2 separate regions of the Homo sapiens genome follow, and region 1 is linked to region 2. Evidence: chromatin contacts called from ENCODE Hi-C or POLR2A ChIA-PET data. All regions are on one chromosome and are shown on one strand. The core of a region is the stretch at or near the end of the contact, and the rest is flanking DNA. Distances in the headings are between cores, read along the strand shown.

Region 1 (5,416 bases), core at 2,195-4,694, 1.4 Mb after region 2:
GCTAATGGCGGCCAAGGGTTACCCCGGAGTGGGGAGTGGGGAGAAGCTGCCTGGTTTGGCCCGTGCTGCTGCACTCAAAGCACCTACCTTTCAAAGTGCAAGAACAGGAAAGTGACCCTCCTCTGCCCCCAGTAAGTGATGACGGAGTCTCTGGAAGGCCAGACAGATGGGATCTTGCTCTTTGCAGCAGTGAGCTATCCTGACTGGGTGGGTAACCAAGGAGAAGGGCTTTCTGCAGGAGAGGAAATTCATTCCTCTCTTCCAAAGTAAGGGCTTCTATGGCTGTCTGCCTGGAAGGAAACCAAGGCAAAGAGATTAAATGTGGAAAAGGTCAACGTTCTGAAAGGGAAGCTTTATGGGGTCCTTCCCATACAACGAAGGAACTAGGGGCAGCCACATAAGCCAGATGGATCAGGCCAGTGGGGCTTAAGTAGAGCCCAGAGCCCAGCTTTCCTTGGCTGCATTCCTACAGGCAGGGGCCAGACACTTAGAGATACACTGCACCTTCCCTCAGGTCGGAAGGGAGGGGACGGAGCCCCTCCTGGAAGGCTTCAGGTGAATATAAAACTAGAGCCCTCACCACCCCAATCTGTGACATCACATGGAATCTGATGTTGTTTGATGGCATTTCGGGTGTCCCACAACCATGCCTGCCATGAAGTCATGGCTGATATTTATGCCCTGGCCCCACTCTGATCTCAGGGAGAATATCTTACCATAAATTGGCATGCCATGGCAAACAATTAAAAGAGAAAAACCTCAGTGCAATCTCAGGGTGCTCGGAAATGAGGAATTACAAGGTGGTGGCATGAAAAAATTATATAAAAATCTATTTTTACATCACAATAATGTGCTTTTATACGGGTTGTAATTTCTGGATGTGCAATAAAGTGGCTTTTACATCAGGCAGAATCAGAGTTTATAGGCAATCGGTGCTTTTATCTGGGAAAATATAGCTCACCCATCTTCACACCATCCATCCTGCAGGCAGCAGGCCTTATCTTCCCCAGCACCAGTGTCTTTGGGGAAATAATTATGCAATTAAAGTGTCAGCCCACCAACCACCCACCAACCACGCCCCCACCCCCACCCTGGGATCTTCCAACCACATCTTCCAGCTTCTGTCATTGGCTTCTTCCCCAAGGTAGAACAAGCCATGGGTCCAGGACAGGGTGGCTGAGGTACCAGACAGATGCTGGTCACTGTCTCCATTGGGCCAGGGAAGATCCTGGTGGGCTCAGAGAAAATATCTTAGGGCCAGCAAGCACTCCATAAACACCAAGGATCTGCTATGGGCCAGGCACTGTGCTGGGAGCCTGGGACCCTGTCACAATTTTGTAACAGTCATGATGCAGGCAGGGAAGGGAAAAGCTCTGGCAAAGGTCAATCCAGGGAGCTGAAGGGCCACAGAGGAGGAGTTTGGGGTGGGGGGGAGTGTGGCACTGTACTCTGGAGGCAGGCAGGTGACACAGGGGAAGGTTTGAAGACAAGTGTGTCCTAGAGGGGAGGTGCCAGCCCAGGTCATGTTTCTGATTGGAGCACTGAGACAGGCATATTACAGGACGTGGTAGCTGTCCTCAGACACTGAATGTTAGTGCCAAAACTGTCCTTAAATATTATGTAGTCTGGCCCATCATTTTATGTATTCCTTTAACATATCAGATACTATATCATCAGTCAGGGGTCCAGCAGGAAACACAACACATTCCATTCAATAAAGGAATATGCACAAAAGCATATGGGCAGAGTTTAGGGAAATCAACAAGAGATGGTACAGTACCCGGGGCCAGCAAGAGAGAGCAGTGGTTACCACCCAGAGGCCTGAAGTAGCAGAGACTGGACACAGTTAATGGCACCCTTTGAGAGGAGCTGCATGAGGGCCATCAGGCAGCTGACCTGGCTTGCTGTCACCTGAAAAGTTGAGCAAAGAAGGCCTAAGTGAATGAGACACGTTTTGAGGGGAGAAAGGAGCCAGGGGAGTAAAGCCCTGCTCTCCTCTCCTGCTCCCTTACCCCTGCCAGCGCCTCTCCATACTGCTCCCTCGCCCCTGCCAGCGCCTCTCCATACTGCTCCCTCGTCCCCTGCCAGCGCCTCTCCATACTGCTCCCTCGTCCCCTGCCAGCGCCTCTCCATACTGCTCCCTCGTCCCCTGCCAGCGCCTCTCCATACTGCTCCCTCACCCCTGCCAGTGCCTCTCCATACTGCTCCCTCACCCCTGCCAGTGCCTCTCCATACTGCTCCCTCATCCCCTGCCAGCGCTCCCTCATCCCCTGCCAGCGCCTCTCCATAATGCTCCCTCACCCCTGCCAATGCCTCTCCATACTGCTCCCTCACCCCTGCCAGCACCTCTCCATACTGCTCCCTCACCCCTGCCAGCACCTCTCCATACTGCTCCCTCGTCCCCTGCCAGCGCCTCTCCATACTGCTCCCTCGTCCCCTGCCAGCGCCTCTCCATACTGCTCCCTCGTCCCCTGCCAGCGCCTCTCCATACTGCTCCCTCGTCCCCTGCCAGCGCCTCTCCATACTGCTCCCTCGTCCCCTGCCAGCGCCTCTCCATACTGCTCCCTCGTCCCCTGCCAGCGCCTCTCCATACTGCTCCCTCGTCCCCTGCCAGCGCCTCTCCATACTGCTCCCTCGTCCCCTGCCAGCGCCTCTCCATACTGCTCCCTCGTCCCCTGCCAGCGCCTCTCCATACTGCTCCCTCGTCCCCTGCCAGTGCCTCTCCATAGCCATCACCAACCAGAAGCCAGAGATGGAGGGAGTCTGCTGGTGCCACCCAGTCAGATCTGCCTGCAGGGCAGAGAGCAGGGTGGAGGGCCAATCTGGATGTGCAAACGGGAGCCTGCCAGCATAGGCACAGATTGGGAATGATCAAACAATCTGGTCATTTGGCAAAAATAGAACAGTACACCAATGGCTGTAATTTTTATGTCTCTATAGTGCAACTTTGTAGGTTTTCTCATCGCACATTTTTGGCTCACCACAACCTATACTCAGTGTCAGCTTTGACAATCTTACATGACACTGTGCTCTGTTTCACAGCTAGGGAGCCTGCATGATACAGTGGAAAAGAATTCCATGAGGCCATGTAGATGGGTTGGAGGCAGGTGAGATGGCAGTCCTGACGCAAGTGCGGAACATGCCCACCCTGAGGTTCTGCATGTCTCTTTTTGACATGTACCCCCCGCAAATTCCTCACATGCTCTCATAAAAGGACGGGGTAGGACATCTATAGCAATATTCCTTGAGGTGGTGGGAGATGGAGGGCCCACTCCAGGGAGACTGGTTGGGTAAGATGCAACAGAAGCAAACCATGGGACTCAGTAGCAGGAAGGAAACTGTGGTTCACATAGAGCATGCAAGAGTTCAAAGCAGAGCTGAGTAGAAAGAGGAAGACAGAAGTGAGATTTGTAATTCTGAACCACTCAAATAGGTTAAAAATAGCACTCACAGGCAACAAACGCATACGCATGCACACACACACACACCATTTTGCACTCTTACAAACCAAAACACTTTAGAATGGTTGGCTTTTGAAAGGAGAGGGAGAGGAGAGGAATGGCATTGAAAAAGGATAAACAGCCCCCTAAATAAAAAGAAGAGAGCCTAGACTCAAGAGACAGAACACACCTGGGCTTCCATCAAAGAAGCTGTACTGTGTGTGACCTTGGGTAGGCGTGTTACTGAGTTGTTTCATCTTGCAAACAGGAGGAAACGGTAATAAATAGATCCCGAGGCATGTCAATGTGACCTAGCTAGACCTGTCTGAGACGCTGATCCACCAAGACCTGTTCCCAGGTGGGTTGACAAAGGCCTGTGTCCCAACAAGTGTAGGGCAAAGGGCAGCCTGGGCCACTTGGAGGTGACCCAGCAGCAGCTGTGTATATGTGGTCAACATACGCGACACATCCAGAGCTCTGACAAAGCCCCTCAATCCAAAAATATGTCTCGCTGCCAGCATCAGGGGTTCCTTTCTTTGAGCTAAAGCCTCTTCTGTATCGGGGGAACCCGCCCCCAGTATTTCAACGTAGGCTCTTTCTATTTTCCATAAGTGTCAGCCAGCTGAGAAATAAGGAGAGAGTACAAAGAGAGGAATTTTGCAGCTGGGCCGCCGGGGGCGACATCACATATCGGTAGGACCGTGATGCCCACCTGAACCTCAAACCAGCAAGTTTTTTATTAAGGGTTTCAAAAGGGGAGGGTGTCTAAGAACAGGGAGTAGATCACATGCTTCAAAGGGCAAAAAGGAGAACCACTGATAAGGGTCTGTCTTCAGCAGTGCACATATTGTCTTGATAAACATCTTAAACAACAGAAAACAGGGTTCGAGAGCAGAGAGCTGGTCTGACCACAGATTTACCAGGGCCCGGTTTTTCCCCACCCTAGTAAGCCTGAGGGTACTGCAGGAGACCAGGGCATATCTCAGTCCTTATCTCAACCACATAGGATAGACGTCCCCAGAGCGGCTGTTTATAGACTCCCCCCAGGAATGCATTCCTTCCCCAGGGTATTAATATTAATATTCCTTGCTAGGAAAAGAATTTAGTGATATCTTCCCTACTTGCATGTCCATTTATAGGCTCTCTGCAAGAAGAAAAATATGGCTCTTTTTGCCCTACCCCTCAGGCAGTCAGACCTTATGGATGTCTTCCCTTGTTCCCTAAAATCGCTGTTATTCTGTTCATTTTCAAGGTGCACTGATTTCATATTGTTCAAACACACATGTTTTACAATCAATTTGTACAATTAACACAATTATCACAGTGGTCCTGAGGTGACGTACATACTCAGCCTATGAAAGTAACAGGATTAAGAGATTAAAGTAAAGACAGGCATAAGAAATTATAAAAGCATTATTTGGGAACTGATAAATGTCCATGAAATCTTCACAATTTATGTTCCTCTGCCACGGCTCCAGCCAGTCATTCCATTCGGGGTCCCTGAGTTCCTGCAACACTTCTGCACAGAAATGCAAAATACACACACACACACCCCACCCCGCCCCTAGGACTCATTTTGTTAGCGATCATTAACAGTTTCAGCCATTAGCTCTCAAGTTGGTTTGAATTTGTTGGTAGGATTAGCTCCCTATCACCTGAAAAGCTGAGAAAAGAAGGCCTAAGGGAATGAGACACATGTCTGAGAAGAGACAGAAAGAGAGAATGTGTGTGTGTGTGTGTGTGTGTGTGTGTGGCAACTACTGAAGGTGGGTAGGATGCTAGGGGCCTGGGTTCCCCAGGGAAGGCCCTGGGTTTGAAAAGAGCCCCAAATGAAGCCAGGATTGCTGAAGACAAGCATGTGAGTTTGCCAAGAGCTGCCCAGGGGTCTGAGGTGTCAGTCCACCCCTCTGCTCCCCACTCAGGTAGGGGCAGGTCCGGAGCTGCAGCATGACAGGGAATTTCAGGCCCGGAGGTCT
Region 2 (5,532 bases), core at 2,854-5,353:
AGACATTATGCTAAGTGAAATAAGCCAGGCACAGAAAGACAAATACTGTATGTTCTCACTTATGTGTGGAATTAAAAAAAAAAAAAAAAAGTCAAGCCCATAGAAAAAGATAGTACAACAGTGGTTATCAGGGACAAGGAGGGGATGGGGAATGGAGAAATGCACGTCAATGGGTACAAAGTTGCAGTTACATAAACAACTGAAATAAGTAAGTCTCAAGAGCTAATGTACAGCATGAGGACTACAGCTAATAATTTTGTATTATATACTAGAAACTGGCTAAGACAGCAGATTTTAGGTGCTGTTACCACCAAAAAATAAAAAAGAAGGTAATTACGTGACATGATGGATATGTTAATGTGCTTGACCTTAGTATATTTCACTAAATATATATGTAATATACATTTATCAAAGCATCATGTTGTATGCCTTAAATATACACAATAAAAGAAGGAAAGTAATGCACTTTTATTGCCTGGACAACACATTAACACATCTCCCCATTGTGGGTCATTTTTTTTTCTTTTGAAATGTTTATAACATTTACTCACATCTTTCCATATTTCTGCCCATCCCCAAATTTAAGGAAATTAGTATGCAATACTTATCTGCCTGTAATCCCTTCTCTTTGGGGCATTAATCAGCAGTTACTAATCTGAAGATTTAACAAGGGAAGAACAAAGAAGCATTAAAAACACTATTTGCTGAAAATATAGAAGGGGTGCCTAAGTGTTGCTCACATCTCTTCAACCTTCAGGTGGAAATTATACTCAAGGCTGCAATGGCTGGAACCCCAAGTTCACTGAAATCTGCATCTTGAAGGAATTTTTGCACAAAACAGTTCTTTCATTTCAGAAATAAAATATTTACTAAAAAGTTGAGAAACAATGCAAGCAAATGCAGTAAATATTTGTTCTTCATGGAAGCAAGTTATTCCTTTACATACTCCTATTGTCTCAGTGAAGTTCTGGAGGTTTATACAAATGGAATAGATTGTGGAACTACCCCTGAGAACTACTCTTAAACATGCTACGTATTCAGGATGTCAAATTAAAGGAGTCTCTGAGGCTGCCGCTTCTCTGGTCATCTTTAATTAGACAATACTCTGGTGAAACCCTCACAATTAATATTAAGAGTTGTTCTTCTTCTACAGTAAGTGGAAGGGGAATTATGTAGTGGCTTGTTCTTTGTTATAATTTTATTGAGAGGGTTGTGGAGGAAGGATTGGAATATAATAGAATTGTTCTATTTTCTACCATTTACAGAAAACTAGATGAATCACAAAATTGAAGAAAAAATGATGCTTATCTTTTAAATATGTATTTTATAAATATTTAACTTATATTAAAATTACTTTCCACATATTACAAAATGCTCTAGGCATATCAGTGCATGTGTGCTACTCATTAAATGTTACTATGTCTTTCTACCACAGAGATTTATTTAGGAGGGAGATTGTCATGTTATTTCCTATACCTGGAATGACTCACACTTCTGTGCCTGTTAACATTTTATCCATCTGATACAATCTAGACCGTGAAACCTTTCCTAATCAAGCTATTTTTTCATAAATTTAACAACTGTCATAAATGAATTGTCTGTCATGAATGAATGAAGCAACAAAACAATGAATGACTCAGTGTGGGTTGGTTCTAAGAGTTGCATACCTTCGTAACCCCAATAGAGCTTGTTGGGGTGCCTGGAATATTAACAAGCCAAAAAAATACTTACTTTATTATTAATTATGTAGGCAATGCATAAATTGAAATACATTTATATTTCTCTCAAGAAATTCTCTCTAAATTATATTAGCTTCTGAGGAGAAAGTGTCTTTCTAGCAACCTGGCTTTTAAAACCATCATAGGCACTTTCTCTGTAAAGGTAAATAAACTTTCTTTGGAATGTGGTGAAAGAAGCTGTTAGATAATTTCTGAATGTCTGGTTTTATAATAAGGAGGGTCACTGTCCTCAAAGTTTAGCAATCACTAGACCCTGAGGGACTTTTATCTAATCTTAACCCTGCACCTGACTGCCAGGCAGAGCTAATCACTTAACCTCCCAGTGAATTAATGGGTTCATCTGTAAAACACGATTGCCATCAAAGGCATGAAAGGAAAAGACTAATGATAGACGGAATGAGGTTAGATTTAAAGATTCAACAAAGCCATCAAAATTCACAGCAAAGCCATTTTCCATTATTTCCCTCAATTGTAACTATACTGCTTTTATAAGAAGTGAATTCGACAAAAATAAGTTTATAAGAGTTCTGTTGTGCTAGTTTTTATCTGCTGGACTGATGCAGTATGTAAGAAAATTCTCTTGCTTTCAAAAATGTAAAATTTAAAGCACATTGAAAATTCATGATATTTCATGAGATGCCTAAGGATTTGAGACTCTGACAGACAAAAAAATCCCCTGTGATTTTGATAAGACTGCTAAATAAAAAAGCAGTTCATACATTATTTTTATCACCTTCCTCTTCTATTTCCTCTTTCATTTTTCTATTACATTTTGATTTTGACTTTTATGTTTCTGCATCTTTACTTTTCTCCACCCCTGGAGCAATGGGAAGTATTTTTTTGCAGGCTACAAGGTACCATTTTCAGTGTCTGATGAAGTTCTCCCTTTGGTGTGTGTCAAACAATCATTTCCAGCCTCCAGATAAAGAGACAGAGTGGCCCAGAAATGCCCTAAGCCCACTAGAGGCATGCTTGCCTAAGCTGGCTGCATCTCTCCAGTTGCAATGCACATTTTTTGGGACAATAATAAATACTGGCTCAAAAGAGAATGATGGAAAGTACATTTTTAGGAGATATGAGATCTAGGTCTATTGATGGATAAACTGATTTTTTTCCAGTCACTATAACATCTGTTCAGAGTAAGTAAGCATCACTGCACAGGGAGATGGAGGATGTTAACTGATATTGGGACTACAATTAGATAGAAGAAAACCAGAACCAAGGCACACACACTGTTCAGATAGTTCATAGGGTTATTTTAATCACTGATTCAACTTTACAGAATGAAGTTTCTCCATTCAATTTCACATCAGTAACTGCAGGTTGTATTATGTCTAAGATTGGTATAGAACAACAGCAATTTCACAATATCTAGACAATGAATGAATATTAAAAATCTATTTCATTAAAAAGCTCTTTCAGATACTGGTATCTGAAAGAAACCATGTTGGACGCAAAATATATCAAGAAATCAAGAACTCAATATAATGAAAATAAGGCTGAAGACTGCAACAGATTTGAATACAGCATGCCTCTATATTCTAGTTATTAATGATTGATTTTTAAGAAAACCTGTTTCAGTGAAAAGGGCAAGTAATCTTTTTTAATCTCACTTTAAAATATTTCCTAGAACTTTCTCATTCATTAGCTCACTTGATTCTCAAAACAATGATTCTCATTCATTAGCTCACTTGATTCTCATATTCTCATAATCCTAAAATAAATGTTATTATAATCTGTATTTTAAAGTTTAATATTTTGAAAGAAATAAATTACATAATTTGATGAGGGTGATAAATTGGGACTCCAGTCCCAATTTAGTTCACCCTGAGCAGGTCCATTCTCACATCAACCTGTTACACCATTTAAAGAAATAAAAAATGTCCATTACATATATTTTTAAGTTACATTCAGTCAAACAAGCAGTTACCTTAGCACTCAGATGTGTAAAAACCAGTGCAACAAAATTTCAGTTTTTAACAAGTCATCTGAAACAACAGAGGACATAATTTTGTCCTGTTCCCAAGATACTTTGTGTTTATGTTCCTAAATCCTAAATTCCTAAAATTGCATCCTGATAAAGAACAGTAAATTTGTTTCTCTACTATATTTACCATATTGCCTCATTACTTGATCCCTCCTTCCTTCCCTCCCTCTCCCCTTCTCTTCCATTCCTTCTTTTCTTCCTTCCTTCTTTTAATAAATGTATATATATATGTGTGTATATATATATAACCAATAATTACCAAGCACTTACAGTACACTGGGCAGAGTGCTAGGCTCTTCACTGAAAACACTTCAAAGTATAATAAGAGAAACAGGAAGCAATGAAATGAGTCAGCTAGTTTTGGAATCAGGTTAGTCACAGTTGATCTCAGCTGCAGGCCCGGAAGGTTGGGGGTGGGCTGCCTTGTATTGCAAACACATGCATCACATCACACAGACATCCTGCACGCTGGAGCACAGTAGCCTGTCAGTTCCCACTGCTGAGTCATTTACAGCTTTTATCGTAGTTAATGCCAATGATTATATATGTTAAAAGTACTTATTAATCCTTGTACCAAATATAGAAGAGGGCTCAGACGCTTCTTATCTCATGGTTCTTAAATCTAACCATGCGCCATACTCACTGGTAGTTTTACAAGGAATGGATTCTTGAGCTCCTCTAAAGAAATCAGTAGCTCCAAGAGAGATGTTTTTAAAAATCTGTTTCTAGTAAACTCTCCCAGTGATTGCTGAGTAACCTACTTAAAATGACATTGGAAAACCATACACTAGAACCCTGCTTTTGATTTTTGTTACAAGATCTAGAATCAAGTTCAAATAGTCTAGATAGTAAAATATTGTGAGAATTTTTTTTTAGTTTTAGAAATCCTACAAGAAGTATAAAACTATTGTTATAGTCCATGCAACCAAAATTCTTACCCAACTACTGGAAAATGAAGGAGTAAAAAGAGTTGGCCAGGGTAGAGACATCTGGATCCCTCTTCGGCAACCTAAGAAGATAAGTCTGTCAGAGAATAGTGATTATAATGAGTTAATGACTATATGCCTGGTTTGCTTTAGACAGCCCCATGTCATGCCTTCTGTCTTAGTATAATTATTAATCATGCTACCCATTTCTTTCTCCGAAGTGTCCCTATTTGAACAACAAGTTATTTGGTCACCCCAACTAAAAGGGAATCTTGTCAGAGACCAATGAGTGTCGTTTAGTGAATATAGAAATAATAAGCAGGCTCTATTTATTCATTTATTCAACTCAATTCAGCAACACATTTGTGCTAGCATTCGCACATGCCAAGTCCTGCATAAGTGAGGAAAGCCCCTTGCCTTGTGGAGCTTACAGTCCAGCAGTGGAAGACTCACACAGTATACAAATGAAAAACAAATTAAAAAGGATAGAGATTACAATAACTGCTATTATGGGAATAAAGAGGATGATATAATAGGATTTCATGGGATGGACAGGTGTAATGAGGGGAGGCCTTCTGGCAGACCATCATCTGTTTCAACCTCATTTTGCATACCTTCTTGTACTCCAGAAACTGGAAAGCTAAAAGCTATGTTTCATATCCTCCTCCGCAGCTAGGGATCTGGATTTAGACACAGACAACCAGATATACTCATGCGAAGCACTGATTCAGAACTAAACTGTAGAAGGACGACGCAGTGGCAGAGAAGGTGTCTACTTCACTGGCACAGAAGTCCAGTCTCCTTATTGTCAGACAGCACATAAGATGTGTTCCTGAAGGTAATGGTTCTGACCCCACTTCCTGATCCCCTACTCATGGTT

What was found. A loop is a pair of places that touch in the nucleus more often than their neighbours do. ChIA-PET counts read pairs that join two places held with the same protein, here RNA polymerase II (POLR2A). Pooled maps may share reads with other maps.
Region 1: a loop to region 2 is called in a pooled map, with 5 times the contacts of the local background. The contact joins two enhancer-like sites. A Hi-C loop is called at or near these places in 1 of 37 single-sample maps with no recorded cell type and 2 of 50 pooled maps. POLR2A ChIA-PET finds 5 or more read pairs at or near these places in 1 of 52 experiments (OCI-LY7).

The regions. Positions count from the first base shown.
Region 1 is chr7:128,105,512-128,110,927 of GRCh38, forward strand. No RefSeq gene overlaps it. Among named protein-coding and RNA genes, the nearest start is that of MIR593, 26 kb to the left of the region's middle. RefSeq lists an enhancer at 2,882-2,961. Within about 2 kb of position 3,445, at least 7 of the 41 ENCODE cell types and tissues checked have a DNase peak (open chromatin) inside an H3K27ac peak, as active enhancers do.
Region 2 is chr7:126,697,093-126,702,624 of GRCh38, forward strand. All of the region lies in intron 7 of GRM8 (glutamate metabotropic receptor 8), which reads right to left. Among named protein-coding and RNA genes, the nearest start is that of MIR592, 360 kb to the right of the region's middle. RefSeq lists enhancers at 3,653-4,852, 3,929-4,248. Within about 2 kb of position 4,104, at least 5 of the 41 ENCODE cell types and tissues checked have a DNase peak (open chromatin) inside an H3K27ac peak, as active enhancers do.